Linked DNA regions of Homo sapiens: region 2 is linked to region 1. The links are chromatin loops, found by intact Hi-C in ENCODE. Cell type or tissue: psoas muscle. All regions are shown on one strand. Each heading gives the region's core, and the rest is flanking DNA. Links, peaks and the distances in the headings are about the cores only.

Evidence for each region. A loop is a pair of places that touch in the nucleus more often than their neighbours do. Peaks named below come from ENCODE experiments on the same cell type or tissue, not always from the same donor. Only the 100,000 strongest peaks of a DNase experiment are listed, where the experiment ranks them.
Region 2: a loop joins it to region 1, with 2.9 times the contacts of the local background. A loop is called at or near these places in 1 of 110 quality-filtered maps.

What each region holds. Positions count from the first base shown.
Region 1 is chr20:35,717,539-35,721,538 of GRCh38, reverse strand. The region is part of intron 9 of RBM39 (RNA binding motif protein 39); the gene reads left to right. Among named protein-coding and RNA genes, the nearest start is that of ROMO1, 20 kb to the right of the region's middle. In psoas muscle, for the core only: no CTCF peak of the experiment used is centred there; a DNase peak (open chromatin) is centred at 2,108; H3K27ac peaks cover 3,123 bases.
Region 2 is chr20:35,653,234-35,662,291 of GRCh38, reverse strand. The region is part of intron 1 of CPNE1 (copine 1); the gene reads left to right. RBM12 (RNA binding motif protein 12) reads left to right here. Exons shown (of 3, transcript NM_006047.6): 2 at 3,278-3,362; 3 at 6,948-9,058. The coding sequence starts at 6,970. Among named protein-coding and RNA genes, the nearest start is that of CPNE1, 7.1 kb to the left of the region's middle. In psoas muscle, for the core only: no CTCF peak of the experiment used is centred there; no DNase peak of the experiment used is centred there.

The DNA of each region.
Region 1 (4,000 bases), core at 1-4,000:
TGCCATGTGAAATGCATAATGGGTATTAGAGTTAATAAAAAGTCCACATTGGCTGGGCATGGTGGCTCATGCCTGTAATCCCAGCTACTTGGGGTGCTGAGGCAGGAGGATGACATTAGCCCAGGATTTCAAGGTTGCAGTGAGCCATGATTATGCCACTTCACTCCACCTTGGGTAACAGTGTGATCCTGTGTCAAAAGAAGGAAAATTGTTAAATCATACGAAGACTATTATTTTTTAGTAGGATTTTTTTTAAAAGATTGTTTTTAAAAGAAAGTTGAATATCTTAAGATTCTTTTCTGTTGGCCGGGTGCGGTGGCTCACACCTGTAACCCCAGCATTTTGGGAGGGAGGCCGAGGTGGGCAGATTATGAGATCAAGACCATCCTGGCCAACATGGTAAAACCACGTCTCTGTTAAAAATACAAAAATTAGCTGGGCGTGTTGGTGCGTCTCTGTGTTCCCAGCTACTCGGGAGGCCGAGGCAGCAGAATTTCTCCCTTGAATATAGGAGGCAGAGGTTGCAGTGAGCTGGGATGGCACCACTGCACTCCAGCCTGGCCTGGCGAGACCCTTACCTTTAAAAAGACATTACTCTGTCTCCCTGGTTATGTGCTCAGTTCCAGGCCTTGGTAGCCTGATTAGATTTGCCCTTTTTCTGTCTGTTGAAATCTTCAGTGGGTGAATGCCCCTCTGGCAAGGCTGTTCTGCCTAACAGTATGTGACCCACTTCTGATCCACTCTGGTACTTTCTCCATTGACTTTTTGAGACAGAGTCTTATTCTGCTGCCCAGGCTGGAGTGCAGTGGCACAATCTCGCCTCGCTGCAAACTCCTCCTCTCTGTGTTCAAGCGATTCTCTTGCTTTAGCCTTCCGAGTAGTTGGGTTTACAGGTGCCTGCCATCATGCTCGACTAATTTTTTTTTTTTTTTTTAGAGACAGGGCTTTACCATGTTGGCCAAGTTGGTCTCATACTCCTGACCTCAGGTGATCTGCTTCGGCCTCCTAAAGTGCTGGGATTACAGGTGTGAGCCACTGGACCTGGCCTCCATTGACTTTTCTATCAGTAACATGGATCTTAGGTGGAGGTTGACATGCCATTATGTGCTATATGGAGAAATGAAGTTCAGAGCAGTTGGGGCCACATGAGCTGTTACATGGCAAAGTGAGGAACCAACTTGATCTGCTTCACAGGCGCCACGAGGCCTTGTGTCTGGCATTGTGGTCTTGAGCTCAATTCAGAGCAGCTTGGCTTTTGTTCTAGAGGACTTTGTGCTATCTACCTAAACCAAGAGTGTCCAACTAGTTCTGTGTTGAGGAGAGAAAGTTGCCAAGACTGTCCTGTCACTGTGAGGAATGAACCTTTTCCACTCAATAATTTTAGCAAAAGGCATAAATTTAAAAGGAGCTAGATAGAACAAATAAAATTTAACTTTTAAAAATATATTCACTGGCCAGGTGCAGTGGCTCACACCTGTAATCCCATCTCTTTGTTTGGGAGGCCGAGGCAAGTGGATCGCTTGAGGTCAGGAGTTTGAGACCAGCTTGGCCAACGTGGTAAAACCTTGTCTCTACTAAAAATAGAAAAATTAGGTGGGTGTGGTGGCGCATCCCTCTAATCCCAGCTACTTAAGAGGCTGAGGCAGGAGAGTCACTTGAACCCGGGTGGCAGAGATTGCAGTGAGCCGAGATCACGCCTGGATAACAGAGCCAGAGTGTCTCCGAAAGAAAAGAAAAAGAATAATCATGGATATTTGAGAAATCTGTGTACCATATAAAAATTAACATCAGGAAACAGTTGATATTTAAATTATTTTTATTACTCTAGAGTCTGATTTGTCAAACTATTTCTTAAATTTTGAGATGGGAGTTTCACTCCTTGCGCCTAGGCTGGAGTGCAGTGGTGCAGTCTCGGCTCACTGCAACCTCCGCCTCCCAGGTTCAATTGATTCTCCTGCCTCAGCCTCCTGAGTAGCTGGGATTACAGGCTCTGACCACAACGCCCAGCTAATTTTTGGTGTGTTGGTCAGGTTGGTCTCGAACTCTTGACCTCAGGTGATCTACCCGCCTCGGTGTCCCAAAGTGTTGTCATTACAGGCGTGAGCCACTGCGCCCAGACCCATTTTAGGTTTTCAGTGCCATATGGTCTTGTTGCAAGTACTCAACTCTCTTCCAAACAGCTGTAAGCTATTAAGAAATTGAGTATGGGCCAGGCACAGTGGCTCATGCCTGTGATCCCTGCACTTTTGGGGGCCGAGTCGGGTGGATCACTTGAGGTGAGGAGTTCGAGACCAGTCTGGCCAGCATGGTGAAACCTCTTCTCTACTAAAAATATAAAAATTAGCCGGTCTTGGGTGGCATATGCCTGTAGTTCCAGCTTACTCTGGAGGCTCAGACAGGAGAAAGATTTATAAAACAAGTCAAGCTGGAGTTGGTTCATGGGGTATATGTAGTTTGCTTACCTTTGCCCCAGAACAATTAGTATGCATTAAGTGCCCAACTCCAGTAAACATAATGTAGCAGCTTTAATAAGAAGCCCTTTTTAAAGGTTTATTTTATTATTTTTTTTGGAGTCTGAGTCCTGCGCTGTCACCCAGGCTGGAGTGCGATAGCTCACTGCAACCTCTGCCTCCCAGGTTCAAGCAATTCTTCTACAGCTTCCCTAGCAGCTGGGATTATAGGTGCATGCCGCCATGCCTGGCTTTTTTTTTTTTTTTTTTTTTTTGAGATGGAGTATTGCTCTTGTTGCCCAGGCTGGAGTGCAATGGCATGATCTCAGCTCACCATAACCCCCATCTCCCAGGTTCAAGCGATTCTCCTGCCTCAGCCTCCCAAGTAGCTGGGATTACAGGCATGCGGCACCACACCCTGCTAATTTTGTATTTTTAGTAGAGACAGGGTTTTTCTCCATGTTGGTCAGGCTGGTCTCAAACTCCTGACCTCTGGTGATTCGCCCTCCTCGGCCTCCCAAAGTGGTGGGATTACAGGCATGAGTCACGGAGCCCAACCTACTTTTTTGTGTTTTAGTAGAGACAGGGTTTCACCGTGGTGCCCAGGCTGGTCTCGAACTCCTGAGCTCAGATAGTCTGCCCATGTCAGCTCACACCTACAGGTGGGAGCCACCGAGCCCAGCCTAAATGTTTATATTGTTTACTTTTTGCTAGCTAATGCTCCTAGAATATCTTATCCCTATCATAGTCCCACTTCATCCACGACTACTCCTTTTCTAGAGGCAGCCCTTACCCGTTTTTTTTTTGTTTTGTTTTGTTTTTTATATCCTTCCATAGACTTTCTGTGGCTTAGCAAATACTAGCAAATAAACTTTGTTTCTTTTTTAAAATTTTGGTAAAATATACTTAACATTAAAAGTTCGTTCCTTGGGCTGGGCGCAGTGGCTCATGCCTGTAATCCCAGCACTTTGGGAGGCCGAGGCGGGTGGATCACGAGGTCAGGAGATCAAGACCATCCTGGCAAACTCGGTGAAACCCCGTCTATACTAAAAATACAAAAAATTTAGCTGGGCGTGGTGGTGGGTGCCTGTAGTCCCAGCTACTTGGGAGGCTGAGGCAGGAGAATGGTGTGAACCCGGGAGGCAGAGCTCGCAGTGAGCCAAGATCACACCACTGCACTCCAGCCTGCGCCACAGAGCGAGACTCCGTCTCAAAAAAAAAAAAAGTTCCTTTCTTGTTTGAGACAGAGTCTCCCTCTGTGACTGAGGCTGGAGTGCAACAGCATGATGCAAGCTCACTGTGTAGCGTCCACCTCCTTAACATGCGATCCTCCTGCCTCCCAAAGTGCTCGGATTACAGACCTGAGCCAACCCACCTGGCTGGATGCTCTGTTTTAATTTTTCATACCTTTTTTTAAATGGACAGCTAAATCAGGAGATTGTGTTACAGTTCACTGATTGAACGTAAACTCAATGGTTTTTAGTTAGTACAATTCACAGAATTGTGCAGTTATTGCCAAATTCATTGTATATTGCCAAATTCATTCCATT
Region 2 (9,058 bases), core at 5,059-9,058, 64 kb after region 1:
TTGCTCTGAAGTGAAAATGAAGGTAGCAACATTTTTGTTGGCATTTGGGGGGATTGAAACATAACTTAATATTTTTGACAGGAGGAATATCTTATTTAGAAATGTCTTCTGATTTGCTGCCTTTGAGTACGGAATGGAGGTTAATGGAAAAATTGAGTAATGCGTTATAAAAAGTACACATCTCCATCAGTGTCAGAATAATTTTTTCATTAAGAGTGATCCCAGACTTTGATATATGGTCCATTTGGGAATGGGGAACAAAATCAAGTGGCTGAAACTGTGGTTGTTTCATAATGTTTATTATAATGTGATTATACTGTTTTTAGCATTGTGCCCGTTGTGATTGGTTCTCTGTTGCTAATCTCTGAGGTGAACATTTGAGAGTTTGTTTCTTTTGGATCTGAAGAACCTAGCTCTGCTGTACCCTGGTTCTTGTTGATTAAAGAGTGATAACTGAACAAAGTTAAAGTTCACTTTTGGATGTTTACTACCAGATGAAGAGTGAAAATAGTCGTTTTAGTTTGTGCCTTGACTTCTTGATGAAGAGATTTGTTGTCAGACATTTTTTTCTGAAATTCCAAGTGATTAGAATGGCTAGTAAATACGAAAGTCTGTCTTGCCATAATATGTTAAATTTTTGTAGCAGATACTTGTGATTTGTGCATGCATCCGGTATTTTGTCAAGTTGAAGCAAGCCTTTATGTTAGGACTAATTCCTGATAATATGAATGGAAAACATACTAAAGCCAGCTTCTTGTTTTAGATCTTCTGAAGTATATCAGTGGCTTTAATGACAAATCAGGCCCATTTTCTCCTTTCCTATCATTATGCTGTATGTATAGATAGAATATGTATTTTAGATGTTTTATTGTTTAGTTATTATTTTAGTCTTATCCTTCTAAAGTTCAGCAAAGCTTTAGGTAAATGGCGTGGATTTTTGAAATCCTGCATTCAGTCGCTAGCTGACATTTAGAATACAGGAATAGTAGTTTCCTGGAAAACAGTGACACTTATGTTAAATTCTTGTGGTTTTTACAAAGTGAGGTGTCAACACAGAAGTATTTCAGTTCTATTTCCATTTACCTTTCCCTTTTGAAGAGGTATAATACCAAGGGTTGTGAAGTTCTGACTTGTAGCATCAACTTTCTGCATGGTTTTCCTTGGTATGGGGTGGGGTGGGTATTCCTCTTTGCTGAAATAGAAGAGAATCATAAATTTCTATCTGGATTGATTTTGTGCTTTAAGTTGTACACATAAAACTTGAACTAGGCATTTGTCAAATTCAGCTGGGCCTTTCAGCCTTGCCTTGTGGAATGAGAAATATCTTCCTTTTAAAGGTAATTTCTGGTAACCTTTTAGAAATTTTTGAGAGTAGACCTGGTGAGTTCCCTTTGAGCTTAACTGGCTGACCCCAGATATGTCCTTCTCAAGATAGACATACGGTATCTTTTGAGTTTGCAAGGGAAGAGGCTGAGAGGAACCTTCTTACCTTATATTCAGGCATATGCCCTGGCCCCATACCTGACCTTTTGAATTGGAATCTCCAGTAGGGATCAGATGTTTATTACAAGTTCTAGAAACTAGAAAGTTACCCTGTTATGTGGCTGCTGGAGTCAAACCTGTACATAAATATTACAGTACTTCATGCTCTTGCTCATTGCTTTACTTGAAGCAGGTTTTTTTCTGTTTCACATTTTCCTTTGTGACCTGTTAAACTACTAGATATGGCTTTCAAATGAAGAATTTTTAAACTCCTTAGACTTAGTTAGGCTAGGCCAGGCGTGGTGGCTCACACCTGTAATCTCAGCACTTTGGGAGGCTGAGGCGGGTGGATCACTTGAGGTGAGGAGTTAAGAGACCAGCCTGGGTAACATAATGAAACCCCTGTCTCTACTAAAAATACAAAAATAAGCTGCGGGTGGTGGCGCAAGCCTGTAGTCAGTCCCAGCTACTCCAGAGGCTGAGGCATGAGAATAGCTTGAACCCAGGGAGGCGGAGGTTGCAATGAGCCTAATGAGCCTAGATCGCGCCACTGCACTCTAGCCTGGGCGACAGAGCGATACCCTGTCTCAAAAAAAGAAAAAAAAAAGAGGCTAGATTTCTACAACATGTAAAAGATTAATACAATGCTCTAGACTTTTGATTGTGTTGATTACATATTTGCATAGCTTTTTGTGGTAAAACCATCTCACTATTCTTTAGCAACTTGAGTAGTTGACTAGACGATGAATAGTTTGTCCTTTAGAAAATCACACAGATTTTTGAAATATGTTTTACTTTTTGGCGATGAATATTAAGGTCATTAGTTGTATTTTGGTCTTGGAAGATACTAATTTAAGATGAGCATCATTTGGAAAAGTAGTCGTAGGTAATCTTAATACTGAACAGTGGCAAATTTCTTCTCTCTCCGAATTAAAACATGACCTTTGAAAAAAAATAAAAAGCAAAAAATGACCTTTGAATATAGTTGTCTAGACATTTGGTCATATATGCTTGTGACTTGTTAATAACCTCACCAGTTTGGAAGAAATGACAGTGAAAGATGAGTGACCTGTTTTTATTTTGGGATATACTCTTAATATGTCAGGCATTTTTAGGGTGTTTTTAAATTTTATTTTATTTTATTTATTTAAATTTTACAAGTTTTTGAGAACTGTTGTGATGTCAGAGGAAAAAACACTTTCCCTTAATATTTTGTTAATATTTTGAGCTCCAGTGGAATTAGTCCTTATAGCAAGAACTCATACTTCATTTGTTTTGTGATGTTGGATGCTATTTTGTGCAAAATAAAATATATTGAAAGAATAATTGCAGTAATTTCCATGAGTACCCTTGAATTGCTATCTTAAGTTGTCCAAGAATTGTTATTGTGCGAACTTGTGCCTTTTCATCACAAATTTGGTGAGAACCTGGGGAAATAGACTTGTGTTACGGAGTTTTCTGGACTGGTTTAATTATAAAGTGATCAAAGCAATTAGCTGTGAAGCTGAGCTTTATGACTGTTTTAATTTTCAGTGGATTCGTTATTGGGCTAAGTTAATGACACTCTTGTAAATATATAATTATTTTGAGATACTCAAATTTGAAAGCAATACCAACTAAAAAGCATGTGTGGGATTTTGTTACGGTGTCTTTCTTTTTTTTTTTTTTTTTGATATGCATTCTAATGAAGTACTCTGGTGGTTTCAGACTCGCCTTCGTAATGTACAGTGTGGCCTGTGCGTGTTGTTTTGTGTTTCCTGCATTGATTTTTGCCTCCGTTTATTCTCTATTGCAGTCTAAAAGTTGGTTTTAATTGGTTGCCCACAGGATTGACTTGGCCTCTACTTCTTGTTAAGGAAATTCATCTCTTGTTTTATCAGGTAAGAGATTTTGAATAGAGAGTTCGTTTTTATACAAAATAAAATGAGATAGCTTATTAAGAAATATGAAAATATATGTAGCAACTATATTGTGTGTGTGTGTGTGTGTGTGTGTGTGTGTGTGTGTTTTTGTTTGCTTGTTTTTTGTTTTGAGACGGAGTCTTGCTCAGTTGCCCAGGCTAGACTCTGTTGCCCAGGCTGGAGTGCAGTGGTGCCATCTCGGCTCACTGCAACCTCCGCCTCCCGGGTTCAAGCACTTCTCTGCCTCAGCCTCCCGAATAGCTGGGATTACAGGCGCCTGCCACCATACCCGGCTAATTTTTTTGTATTTTTAGTAGAGATGGGGTTTTATCCTCTTGGCCAGGCTGGTCTTGAACTCCTGACCTTGTGATCCACCTGCCTTAGCCTCCCAAAGTGCTGGGATTACAGGCATGAGCCGCCACCCAGGCCGGTGTGGTTTTTTACAAGTTTATCTGAGGGATAGGGGTGGGGTAGATGGGTGCTTTGAACAGTTGTTCCTTTGGGGGTCAATTTCATTTATATGGATCTATTTATCTTGTGATTTTCCTGATAGGCAGTAAGTTTTATTCCTTAGTAGCATTTTAGACTAATTACAAATACAGATGCTTGTTATTGATATGTTTATTTATATTTCCTAAGAGTTTAAGTATAGATAATGGGTCACATGTTTTAGAGTACAAATTTTAGACTTTAAATGGAACCTTAGCAAGTGGAATCTAACCCTCTTGTTTAAGTAACTAAGATAGGCCCAAGTTAGGTTGAAATGACTTAGCTGTCAAACAGTTACTTAGTAACAGAAAAGCAGATACTTTTTTAAATTTTTTTTTAAATTTTTATTTGTTTTATTTATTTATTTCTTTTTGAGACAGAGTTTCGCTCTTGTTGCCCAGGCTGGAGTGCAGTGGCGTGATCTCTGCCTCCCGGGTTCAAGTGATTCTTCTGCCTCAGCCTCCCTAGTAGCTGGGATTACAGGCACCTGCCACCATGCCCAGCTAATTTTTTGTGTTTTTAGTAGAGACGGGGTTTCACCTTGTTGGCCAGGCTGGTCTTGAACTCCTGACCTCGGGTGATCCACCCACCTCATCCTCCCAAAGTGCTGGGGTTACAGGTGTGAGCCACCGCACCTGGCTGCGGATATTATTTCATATTTTTTGGAAGCTAGAAACAATTTTTCTCATCAGATGGCTTTATGAATAAATCTTGTATTCCACTTTGGTTTAATATTCAGCCCTTTCCAGCTGGTAATCTGAGGCAGATTTTCAATAGCATATTCTCATGTGTACCTTGTACAAACTTTCAGTAAATCCCTGCTCTTAACAGAAAATGGCTTGAAGACTTAACTGTGTATGTCACTTTAGCCCTGTGTTTAATTTTTGTGTTCTTGGGACTATATCAAGTTTCTGTTTGATTGTCCCAGTGCAAACTAGTCTCTCTCTCTCTCTCAAGTTGTTTTGAGTACCTGGATTGCCCATGATGTTTCCCCTATACAAAGTGATTAACCGTTTTTTGAAGTTGAACAGGAAATGCTATCACATTTTGCATACAGCCACATATTCTAGATTGAGCAAGGAATGTGAATTTGATTTAATGACTTGGAAACTGCTTGATGAACCTCCTTATAGGCTGCTAAATAGTAAATGAGAAAAGAGACTGTTGGTGTGATGTTTTTTAGCGTTAATTTTTCTTGTTGACTCTTGAAGTTTGTAAATGAAAAGCTTCCCCACACTTCCCAAATTTCTAGTGCTTTATAATGGCCTCACAAAAAGCATTTTCTGTTTGCTAGTCCATTTTTCTGGATTAAATTTGAAGGTGGCTTTTTATTTTTGTGTATGTGTCTGTGAGAAAACTGTCAAAGCCAAGCAGTTTGTTTCTTGTTTGTATACGGCAGTTGTAATATTGAGATATAATTACAGATTTTGTTGCATTAGTATTTATATAATATTTGACAATGAAGTTACAGAATTCTTAGAGCTTATAGTAGAAAATCTTGCCCCTTCTAATATTCTTGAGAAGTGATAAAACCAAATCTCTTCATTAATTTATAACCTTTCTGAGGGTCATGAGCTGATTTTATGGGCTTATATTTAAAAGTTGACTTTTCAGGTGGGGCGCAGTGGCTCACGCCTGTAATCCCAGCACTTTGGAAGACTGAGGAGGGTGGATCACCTGAGGTCAGGTGAAATCCCATCTCTCCTAAATACAAACACTTAGCCAGGCATGGTGGCGCATGCCTGTAATCCCAGCTACTTGGGAGGCTGAGGCAGGAGAATTACTTGAACCTGGGAGGTGGAGGTTGCCGTGAACCGAGATCGTGCCGTTGCACTGCAGCCTGGGCTACAAGAGTGAAACTCTGTCTCAAAATAAATAAATAAATAAAAGTTGACTTTTCAGATGGGTTGGAAAACACCCTATGTTATTGACCACCTTAATTTCAAAGTAGTATGTTTCCCAGGCCCAATAATTCGGTTTGTGTCACTTTCCAAAGGGCTGCCCTTGAATTTGCTCTTAGAAGCCTTTGGAACTGAAATACTGAAATTTGAGGGGAACATTTCTTTTTTGATTATGTCAAAACAGGCATGATCTAAGGAGATCACAGAGATCCTGTAGGAGTTGTGTAGGTCCAAGACTGTAACAACCACTGAGTAATTCACACTCTGGTTCTAAAACAAAAACAAAAAATATTTTTATTGTCAGCCCTCTCCTAGGGGAAAATAATACTTTAAAAAATTTTATTAAATAGAGGATTTGGTTATGAGTCATTGGACCTGAGTTTTAATTAAAATAGTCACAGTGAATGGGACTATAACCAGGTTCTACTTTTGGGGGTAATGAATCAAGGTAACTCAGATTTTAGCTGTCCTATTCAGTAGTTCTTTTGGCTTCTTAGTATGTCTTAACCTTGTTTATAATAAATAATTCCATATGTAGTTTTTTGTAATGTACAAGGCAGATTGAAAAGTTTTAGGATGAATAAAATAATGGAACCAGTTCTCATTTAAGACTTGAATCTACTTTTAGTCTTAAGTATTATTTACAATTCATTAGTATTCTAGTTTTTTGCTTCTGTTGGATGGATTTTGAGACTGAGCTCTATAAAATCACACTCTTGATAATTCTATGAAATTATCAAGTATATAGGGAAGATGCTAAGCCAGTTTTAAATACTAACTTCTATATATTCTTTGCATGTTTTTTCCCTATAGATTGTTAAACTTTGTTTCCTGATTTGACTTAGACATTTCTTTTAAATCTTACTGAATGATTAGTGGTCTGAATGATGTATATGTATTTTACTGTCCTACAGTTGTTTTTTCTTGAACTTTTTGAGTCTTGGGACTGAACTGTTTCCAAAATTAATGCCTTCTGGAAGTTGAAATTGTCTACGTTTTACATTGTAAATGGCACGTAATGTTCAGTTTTTAGAATATCTAAATTAAAGACATTGCCTGTGATAGCTTGAGGGAATATTTGAGGGCCTAATATGGTAGCTGGTCATTCTTGTAGCTAAAAACTTGGTGTGATAAACAGGAGTCTGACCTGGCCGTTGCCTTTTCTCATCTGCAGGTGTGTGTGGTTTCAGCGCAGCATGGCTGTGGTCATCCGTTTGCAAGGTCTCCCAATTGTGGCGGGGACCATGGACATTCGCCACTTCTTCTCTGGATTGACCATTCCTGATGGGGGCGTGCATATTGTAGGGGGTGAACTGGGTGAGGCTTTCATCGTTTTTGCCACTGATGAAGATGCAAGGCTTGGTATGATGCGCACAGGTGGTACAATTAAAGGGTCAAAAGTAACACTATTGTTGAGTAGTAAGACGGAAATGCAGAATATGATTGAACTGAGTCGTAGGCGTTTTGAAACTGCCAACTTAGATATACCACCAGCAAATGCCAGTAGATCAGGACCACCACCTAGCTCAGGAATGAGTAGCAGGGTAAACTTGCCCACAACAGTATCCAACTTTAATAATCCATCACCCAGTGTAGTTACTGCCACCACTTCTGTTCATGAAAGCAACAAAAACATACAGACATTTTCCACAGCCAGCGTAGGAACAGCTCCTCCAAATATGGGGGCTTCCTTTGGGAGCCCAACGTTTAGCTCAACTGTTCCAAGCACAGCCTCTCCAATGAACACAGTCCCGCCGCCACCAATTCCTCCAATTCCAGCGATGCCATCTCTGCCACCAATGCCATCCATTCCCCCAATTCCAGTTCCTCCTCCAGTACCTACATTGCCTCCTGTGCCTCCTGTGCCCCCGATTCCCCCAGTTCCTTCTGTGCCACCCATGACCCCACTGCCACCCATGTCGGGCATGCCGCCCTTGAATCCGCCACCTGTGGCACCTCTACCTGCTGGAATGAATGGCTCTGGAGCACCTATGAATTTGAACAATAATCTGAATCCTATGTTTCTTGGTCCGTTGAATCCTGTTAACCCTATCCAGATGAACTCTCAGAGCAGTGTGAAGCCACTCCCCATCAACCCTGATGATCTGTATGTCAGTGTGCATGGAATGCCCTTTTCTGCAATGGAAAATGATGTCAGAGATTTTTTTCATGGGCTCCGTGTTGATGCAGTGCATTTGTTGAAAGATCATGTAGGTCGAAATAATGGGAATGGATTGGTTAAGTTTCTCTCCCCTCAAGATACATTTGAAGCTTTGAAACGAAACAGAATGCTGATGATTCAACGCTATGTGGAAGTTAGCCCTGCCACAGAAAGACAGTGGGTAGCTGCTGGAGGCCATATCACTTTTAAGCAAAATATGGGACCTTCTGGACAAACTCATCCCCCTCCTCAGACACTTCCCAGGTCAAAATCGCCCAGTGGGCAGAAAAGATCAAGGTCAAGATCACCACATGAGGCTGGTTTTTGTGTTTACTTGAAAGGGCTACCATTTGAAGCAGAAAACAAACATGTCATTGATTTTTTTAAAAAGCTGGATATTGTGGAAGATAGTATTTATATAGCTTATGGACCCAATGGGAAAGCAACTGGCGAAGGCTTTGTAGAGTTCAGAAATGAGGCTGACTATAAGGCTGCTCTGTGTCGTCATAAACAGTACATGGGCAATCGCTTTATTCAAGTTCATCCAATTACTAAGAAAGGTATGCTAGAAAAGATAGATATGATTCGAAAAAGACTGCAGAACTTCAGCTATGACCAGAGGGAAATGATACTAAATCCAGAGGGGGATGTCAACTCTGCCAAAGTCTGTGCCCACATAACAAATATTCCATTCAGCATTACAAAGATGGATGTTCTTCAGTTCCTAGAAGGAATCCCAGTGGATGAAAATGCTGTACATGTTCTTGTTGATAACAATGGGCAAGGTCTAGGACAGGCATTGGTTCAGTTTAAAAATGAAGATGATGCACGTAAGTCTGAACGCTTACACCGTAAAAAACTTAATGGGAGAGAAGCTTTTGTTCATGTAGTTACCCTAGAAGATATGAGAGAGATTGAGAAAAATCCCCCTGCCCAAGGAAAAAAGGGATTAAAGATGCCTGTGCCAGGTAATCCTGCAGTTCCAGGAATGCCCAATGCGGGACTGCCCGGTGTGGGACTGCCCAGTGCAGGACTTCCCGGTGCAGGCCTGCCCAGCACAGGACTGCCTGGTTCAGCAATAACCAGTGCAGGACTGCCTGGTGCGGGAATGCCCAGTGCAGGAA